2 separate regions of the Homo sapiens genome follow, and region 2 is linked to region 1. A link is an interaction called in ENCODE POLR2A ChIA-PET data of the cell type or tissue named here. Cell type or tissue: GM12878. All regions are shown on one strand. Each heading gives the region's core, and the rest is flanking DNA. Links, peaks and the distances in the headings are about the cores only. Region 1 overlaps ITGB3 (integrin subunit beta 3). Region 2 overlaps KANSL1 (KAT8 regulatory NSL complex subunit 1).

What was found. Peaks named below come from ENCODE experiments on the same cell type or tissue, not always from the same donor. Only the 100,000 strongest peaks of a DNase experiment are listed, where the experiment ranks them.
Region 2: POLR2A ChIA-PET joins it to region 1 with 8 read pairs; 1 of 35 experiments calls an interaction of 5 or more read pairs at or near these places.

What each region holds. Positions count from the first base shown.
Region 1 is chr17:47,260,901-47,265,297 of GRCh38, forward strand. The region is part of intron 1 of ITGB3 (integrin subunit beta 3); the gene reads left to right. Among named protein-coding and RNA genes, the nearest start is that of ITGB3, 9.3 kb to the left of the region's middle. In GM12878, for the core only: no CTCF peak of the experiment used is centred there; a DNase peak (open chromatin) is centred at 1,814.
Region 2 is chr17:46,141,206-46,145,602 of GRCh38, forward strand. The region is part of intron 2 of KANSL1 (KAT8 regulatory NSL complex subunit 1); the gene reads right to left. Among named protein-coding and RNA genes, the nearest start is that of KANSL1, 50 kb to the right of the region's middle. RefSeq lists a silencer at 2,624-2,824. In GM12878, for the core only: no CTCF peak of the experiment used is centred there; no DNase peak of the experiment used is centred there; H3K4me3 peaks cover 2,219 bases; H3K27ac peaks cover 3,357 bases.

The sequences.
Region 1 (4,397 bases), core at 138-4,137:
ATTGTGGAATGGTTAAATGAAGTTAAATAACATATGCATTACCTCACATACATACTTCTGATTTATTTGTGGTGAGAACACTTAAAAATCTCCTCCCAGCAATTTTCAGGTAGATGACATACGGTTATTAACTATAGTCACCATGTTGTACAGTGGATCTCTTGAACTTATTCCTCTTGTCTAACTGAAAATTTATATCCCTTGACCAGCATCTCCTCATGCAAACCATACCCCAAAGCTCATTTCTGTGTTCCTGCTGAGTTTGCCATTCCAAGAGGTTTTGATGCTGAAGGTGCAGTTTGTGGAAAGCCCAGCAGACTCTGGGGAGCCTACATTTAAATAAATGCAAATGTCGACAGGGAGGCAGAACAGAGGACATTTCAAATTAGCTTTAATTTTCTTTTAGCTTATAAAAGTAATTAAGCTTATTATTTAAAAAAAGGCAGCTCAGAAATATAATGCAGAAAGTACCAGTACCAGTTCCTTGTAGTCTTGTCCTTAAAGATAACCACTGTTGATAGTTACTGCAGAGTTTTTTTCTATGTATTTGTCAACATATATAATTATTTATCATTATTGTTATTTCTCAAATAGGATAATCAATAATAGGATCATTGTCTTTTTTTTTTTTTTTTTTGAGATGGAGTCTCACTCTGTCGCCCAGGCTGGAGTGCAGTTGTGTGATCCCAGCTCACTGCAACCTCCGCCTCCTGGGTTCAAGCAATTCTCCTGCCTCAGATTCCCGAGTAGCTGGGATCACAGGCATTTGCCACCACGCCCAGCTAATTTTTGTGTTTTTGATAGAGACAGGGTTTGGCCATGTTGGCCAGGCTGGTTTTGAACTCCTAACCACAGGTGATCCACCCGCCTCGGCCTCCCAAAGTGCTGGGATTACACGCATAAGCCACCGCACCTGGCCCATTGTCTCTTAATAATATACTCTAGGCATCTTTTTATGTCAGTTTATGGCTTTCCATTATTTATCCCAAGAGCTATAATTCTAGCCATAAGGCATACTCTTTGTTATATGGATATATCAGAATTTACTTAACCAATTCCCTGTTGGCAGACATTGGGATCATTCCCAATTATTTGCTACTACAAATAAAGCTGCAGGGGATATCCTTATTCATTTATTATGCACCTTTGTTCAAGTGTTTCTACAGACTTAATTTCTTGAATGAAAGTTGGTGGGTCGAAGGGCATGCGTATTTTAAATTTAAATTTTAGTAGGTGTTGTCAATTTGTCCTCCCAAACGGTTGAACCAGTTTGCTTTCCTACCAAGACAGGCTGGCAGTAAGGACTGGTGTTAGCACCGCGGCCTGCTGTCCACACCCATAACACATGAGCTGGGGGAGGAAGGCTGCAGAACTGGACAGCAGGATGCCAAGGAGGTCACCAATAGGGCACCCCTGGGCTGAGCCTCGGACAGCTTGGTACAGACCTGCTTCTTCTGTATACTGAATGAGGTGGGGTCGATGCTAATAAAAATTTCCAGAACTCTTGAGATGCAGCGTTTGAGTCAAATATCAGGCCATCAGGAAGAAATGGCCACTTGTGCCTTGTTTGAGGGTTCTCATGCCTTGGGTTGCTAGGCTTCCTAGGGTATGAGTCCCCCTGTTGATGTTTTCTGGCTGGAAGAGTGGATACTTCCAGGACTGGCAGCACCTTGAAGATCATCAAATTTGACACCTGTTTGTTTTACAAAAAAGCAAAAAGGGAGTTCCTGAGAAGTGAAGTGACTTGTCCAAGATCATACAACTGGCTCAGTGGCATTGGTTGGGTCTCTCCCTGGGGACTCTTGTCTCCTGCCCAGAGTGATTTCTTCACTATATCCTGTTAGAGACAAAGGGCCCTTTCACGTCTGACCCTGAGGTGGAGGCGAGGGGATGGGGATTCCTGGTGTAGGAAGTGACTAGAGTGAAAGTAAGGGGGAAGGAAATGAACATTTATTGAGCATCCACTATAGAGGGTTCTTTCATACGTGTTATGTCATTTAATCCTAACAACTCGGGAGCACTGGGGAAAGGAAGCAGCTGTTTGGAGTCTCCGGTGCTTGGCCGATGTGGCTGGTTAGACCCGTTAAATACTACAGAGCAGTTATCACTTCTCGACTATGAATGTGACATAGACTCAAAGAGGCACTGGGCCTTGGAGAGAGCACCAGAGAGATGAAGGGATGTACTTGAGGTCATACGGCCAGAGGAAGGGCAAAGATGGCTTTAGACGTGAGGTTTCCTGCTGCTTTGCATGCTTTTTCTGCCATATCCATCTGTTGTTTTACTGCTCCTGCCTTACCACATTTCTCAGGAGCTGGGTGTTAATTTTAGACCACAACCTTAGAGAAGACAGGACTCTGTCCCTGGAATGGGCTTTATGCAGTCTTCAGCACATGGCGACCTAATTAACCTCATTGGAGATGATAACCAGACATAATGTGGCTTCATTTACAAGGACAGGACCTGCCCTAGATCTTCCCATTAACATCATCTTGAAGTGTCAGCTCCACAGAGAGACCTTTCCTGACCACATGCTTTAAAGGAGACTCCTTCCCTCATTGCTTGCTATTCCCCGCCCCCCCCACCCCCACCCTTTCTTTTCCCTTTGAGGCAGAGTCTCACTCCATCACACAGGCTGGAGTGCAGTGGCACGATCTTGGCTCACTGCAAACTCCGCCTCCCATGTTCAAGCAATTCTCCTGCCTCAGCCTCCCAAGTAGCTGGGATTACAGGTGCGTGCCACCATGCCCAGCTAATTTTTCTAGTTTTAGTAAAGACTGGATTTCGCCATGTTGGCCAGGCTGGTCTTGAACTCCTGACCTCAGGTGATCTACCCGCCTTGGCCTCCCACAGTGCTCAGATTACAGTGTTAGCCACCATGCCCGGCCTATCCTGCTTTATTTTCTTACAGCATGAAGGGTCAATGAAAGGATATGGCCAGTGGTCAAGACATTTGAACTTTGTGTACAGGGAATCCCCTTGCTCAGACAAAAATCCTTCCTGTTTTTCCCTTGTGAACAAAAGTTCTCTGAAAAGGAATTGGGAGGAAAGACTTTATTCCAATGAACAGTTTGGAAACTGGGGAAACTCAGCTGTTGGTGTCAGAATTGGGGGTTTATAATGAAAGTTCCTGCCTAGGATCCTGATGAGGTCCACTTATGCAAATGAACAATTCCAACTTGCTTAGTTCTGTTTGGTTGAAACAACTGAGGCCTGATTGGTCAAGGCAGCAGAGCCCTGACTGGTTATTTTAGGTTAGCTCTGGAGGTCCCAAAGTTGAAGAGAGGTGTTGATTTTCAGGGAACTCAAAGTGGGTTGTGACCTCTAGTCAGCAAATGGCAGCTTTGCTCTGTTTAAAATTTAGGCCCACTTAGCCACTCCAGATCTATCTTGAAGGACTGGCTCTTTCAGGTTCACATTTGTTCACACCCTCATGCCCCATGAGCCATCCATCAGCAAGTCTTTAGATGGAACGTATCTAGAGTCTGACCACATCAGTGGCTCCGCTACTGTCCAAATCCACTGCCATCTGTTGCCTGGATTATTTTAGTACATTTCTAATTGAATAATAAGTCTCTTTCCTTTTTGCTTCCCTTCTTTCTGTCTTGCACTCAGCAGCCAGGATGATCTTTTTTTGCTCACCTCTGCTCAGATTCCTCCAGTGGCTTCCCACTATGTGGAGAAAAAAGCCACACTCTCTACCATGGCCTATAGCTTCCTAGTGTTCTGGTCCCTAACTGCTCCTCTAACCTCCTCTGTGCTTTTCTCTTCCTCCTTTCTCTCCACCTGCTATTTCTTTAACAGGCTGATGTCCATCCAGATCTTGCCTTGGGTTCTTTCTGGAATGTCTGTGCCTTGGATCGTCCCAGGATTCACTCTTTAACATCATTTTGAAATGTCAGCTCCACAGAGAGACCTTTTCTGATCACATGCTCTAAAGAGAGTCCTTCCCCTTATTGCTTGTTATTCCTTTATCCTGCTTTATTTTCTTACAGCATTTGCCACTGTTTGAAATTGTGCATTTTTGTTGTGTATTTTTTGTTACCATCTTCCTCACTAAAATGTAAGCTTCACAAGAGCAGGGGCTTTGTTTAGTTTATCAGTGTGTCTCCAGTGCCTAGGAGAGTGCCTGGCACAGGTAGATGCTCAATGAATATTTGTCGAGTAAATGAATGAATGAATCAATGAATGCTGACACCATTGATATATATAGGTAGAAAAATGTACAGCTAAAGTAACCATTTTTCAAACCTTATCCATACGTGGATTAAATGCAACAAAAATTTCATTTCATGCTGGCTTTTTTTCAATCATGCAAAGTATTTCACGGCAGTGTTCTTCAAAATCATGCCATATACATGATGGAGATGCAAATCCATTTTGTATTAGTTTCTTAG
Region 2 (4,397 bases), core at 210-4,209, 1.1 Mb before region 1:
TTATATTCCCACCTGTGAGTGTACACAACAAGGTGAAGCAAATGCATTAAACCCAGTAGGTCTCAGGACAGGAAGCATTTACACTCAGAGGCTATCCCACAGAGCAAAATCCACACTGAAGACTAAATCATTTCACAGAACCCTAGATTTAGATAAACTTGGAGACAGGAGAGCAGCTGAAGAGCCCTTCTCTTTCCTCAAGGTTGTCTACACATCTAAATCAACTTCACTGGGGGAGCATAGGGGCTGCTTAAGGGTCTAAGACAAATAAATTCTTCTATGCAATACTTTACATTTATTTACAAACGGTCTATCTTACACTAAGCTCAAAATATTCCACTGAGCTACTGCAGAAAATCTGGGTGCGAAATAAGAAAAGACAATCAGAGAGTGTATACTCATAAAAGGAATTAAAAAGAACAAAATGCCCAAGAATACAGTATCCTCACAAAAAATACCCTAAATGAATCTAGTAAAAATTTGGCAACCCATATTCTGGAAAGATATTCTTTACAAGTTAACCTGTATGTCTTATGCAACTTCCAAAGTCCCAAAGAAAGTAATACAAAATTAAGTGGTTTTGAGATACTAGTCAGCTTTTTCGGAAAGAGGGTTAGAGAGGACTTACTTCCTTGTATTATGAAACAAAAAACGCTCTGATGAATTAAAAGGGTAGTTTCTTTCTTTATTTCTCTTTTTTTCAGACAAGTCTCACTCTGCGTGCCCAGGCTGGAGTGCAGTGGCATGACCTTGGCTCACTGCAACCTCCACCTACCAGGTTCAAGCGATTCTCCAGCCTCAGCCTCCCGAGCAGCTGGGATTACAGGTGTGTGCCATCACACCTGGCTAATTTTTTTGTATTTTAGTAGAGCCAAGGTTTCACTATATTGGTAAAAGGGTAGTTTCCAAAAATAAAAACATGTACAAGGAAATTTAAAATTCTCCTATTAGTGTCTGGAAGGATGAAGAATTTCTACTATTTTAGGTTGAGAAAGAAAGCTAAAGGCAAAAGATCAACAGACAAAAATTTAAACAATTTATAATTTCTAACTTATCCAAGTTTGACTCCAATATTTTTACCAAAGGATAAATATCTCTGCTTCAAAGAATCATAAAAACATTACAACAGCCTGGCACAGTGGCTCATGCCTGTAATCACAGCACTTTGGGAGGCCAAGGCAGGAGGACTGCTTGAGTCCAGGAGTTTGAGACCAGCCTGGGCAACAGAGCAAAACCCCATCTCTACAAAGAAAAAAAAATTTTTTAATAAGGGGGGCATAAGGGTGCACTCCTGTGGTCCCAGCTACTTGTGAGGACCACTTGAGTCCTGGAGGTTGAAGCTGCAGCAAGCTACGACTATGCCACTGCACTCTAGCCTGGGCAACAGAGCAAGACTGCAGACTGTATCAAAACAAAACAAAACAAAACATTACAACATATGAGAATGTTCAACTTCACTAATACTTTCCCAATGCAAATTTAAGTAAAGATAGTATTTTTTATTTATCAGTTTAGCAAATATTTTTAAAGGATCCTCCATGCTAATTGGAGTGTGGTTAAACAAAAAACCTGCTTGTTACACTGCTGGTATGACTACAACTGGGAACCTTTTGGAAAGCAACCTAACAAGATATATCTGTAGTCTTCTGAATTGTTCACACTCTCTTTTATTCTTAGATTCATACAATATAAATAAATACAAAAAGCAAAGCCTATGTGCACAAACAGCAAGCATCAGAAAGTCCATGAAAAGAATAGTACAAGTATATAGTAAAGGAATTAACTTATACTTTGCTTTTCAAACTATGTTCAATCCAATAGATTTCTAAATATGGCAAGTTTCTAAAAATCCAACTCCTTAAGTACACTGTAAAGACATTTATGCACACAGCTAAAATATACTCAAACTAAGAAGTCCTCAAAGGCCGTAAGATACACTAAAAATATAATACCTCCCAGTGAAATAAAGGGAAAAGCAGAAGTCAGGTGAGAATATTTACATATATGTACCCATTCAGCAGTTCTGTAGAAGTCATTATCTTCTTTGGGAGGCCGAGGCAGGTGGATCACCTGAAGTCAGGAGTTCAAGACCAGCCTGGCCAACATGGTGAAACCCCGTCTCTACTAAATACACCAAAATTAGCCAGGTGTGGTGGCAGGCGCCTATAATCCCAGCTACTCAGAAAGCTGAGGCAGGAAAATCGCTTGAACCCGCGAGACAGAGGTTGCAGTGAGCTGAGATCACGCCATTGTGCTCCAGCCTGGGCAACAAGAGCAAAACTTCGTCTCAAAAAATAAATAAATAAATAAATAAAAAGGCCGGGCACAGTGGCTCACGCCTGTAATCCCAGCACTTTGGGAGGCCGAGACGGGTAGATCACGAGGTCAGGAGATTGAGGCCATCCTGGTTAACACGGTGAAACCCTGTCTCTAGTAAAAATACAAAAAATTAGCCGGGCGTTGTGGCGGGCGCCTGTAGTCCCAGCTACTCAGGAGGCTGAGGCAGGAGAATGGCGTGAACCCAGGAGGCAGAGCTTGCAGTGAGCCGAGATCACGCCACTGCCCTCCAGCCTGGGCGACAGAGCGAGACTCCATCTCAAAAAAAAAAAAAAAAAAAAAAAAAGAAGTTGTTATCTTCCCAGTAGAAGAGATGAGAAAATTTGAGGTCCAGATTGGTTGAGTGATATCCGAGGACCACAGAGCTAGTAAAATTATGGAGCTAGAACTTGAAGTCTGATTCCAAATCACATGTTTCCTATGCTACCCCAAACAAAGGGAGTATTTTCTACAGTGGCATTACAACAGACCAAGTAACAGCAGAGGTAAAACAAGTTTCACATGTCTGTGGCTCTTTGTTTTTTACAAGTTTTTATTACTTTGTCATGGGGGGGAAAACGAAAAATTATAATTAGGTCAAGGAAAGATATAACTATACTACTACTATCATTCTGAAGGAAGGGAAGGTATACCTTCTAAGTCCTGCATAGTTTAAAAATTCCCATTACTTGCGAGACCAGGTGAGACTGCACAGTTCTAGACTTCCTATCGTGTGCCAAAACTCTAGGGATAATCAAAAAATGTTTGTTGAATGAACGCTAATTTAAAATAGAAAAAGAAATTCCAGATTTCCTCCTCAGTACAAGAGGCCTGCAACAACAAACTTCTGAAATACCAGCAGTCTACTAATTGCATATTCAAATTTAAACCACAGAAAGTTGAATCAACTCTGCCAATTTCTGGGACTCTCTAAATGAACTCTTAATACAAAAATACATACTCAGGCTCAGCATTTTTTCTAATCATTTACAAAAGTAAAAGGACGTCAGGACAAGTTCTGGTGAAATTTTATAAACAGCCATGAATTGCAGCTGTAGACTGCCAGATACATAACCTGTATATGACAGGGGGTACCACGTGGAAATTAGAGACATCCCCCTTCACCAAAAAGATTATATCCAGGGGATACTACATAATAAAAAAAAAATCTGAAAAATGTAATGGGATTAAGATCCTTTAGAATAGGCTAGTAGTGATGATTTTGCTTTTTCAGTCCCCTCCTCACAAACAAATGATGATGACACTGCCCTTAGCTTTCTATGTGCAAAGACAGTATTAACCTTCCCAGGCCAAACTTACGACTACACCTTTTCCACACGAAATGCAAGGCATTTCTAACTCCCCAGATTACCTCACATTCGTTGGATGCCACACAATAGATTATAAAGTATCAAGATATATATTAATTTTTAAAAGTTCACCAGGAGTTGGATATTCTAAACTGGGTTTCTGATTCTTAACAGTGAGAATGAAGTCAAGCTCCTTATTTGGTGGTTAGAGGAGAGGATTTGGCCAGAAATAATTCTTTTAGGATTGACAGACAAGTACTACTTAAGTTCTATCATCTCATCCAAAAACTTGCTTCTTATATTCTGCTTTTAACCCGATCTACACAATGAAAAGCCACGGAGACTAGTTTTGCATGAAAGCAAAGGACTTTTCTAATATGACTTCAGAGCATGCCATGCTTTAAAGTCCATGTTCAACCACTTACTATCATTTTCCAACTCACTCTCTATGGGCCCATCCCATATTTCAACTACAGGTATACCTCCTGGCCCTTTCTATTTCATAAGCTTCTTTGGAAGACAAATCTACTGATTTATGCAATAAACTTTCTACCTCTACTTAACCAATTTGATAATTTAATAGCTGGAGATAATTCTAAATTCCCCAAACCTTAATCAAGAATTTTGGAAAAAAAGAGCTATCTAGAACAGTTATCTTCCTGAAAACACTGTTGTGCTAAACTGAAACACAGCCTTTTCTCAAGAGCTAAGCAGCTACTTGGGTCTACATTTTAATGCACTAAATAATTTTATAAGATCATGTTTGAAACC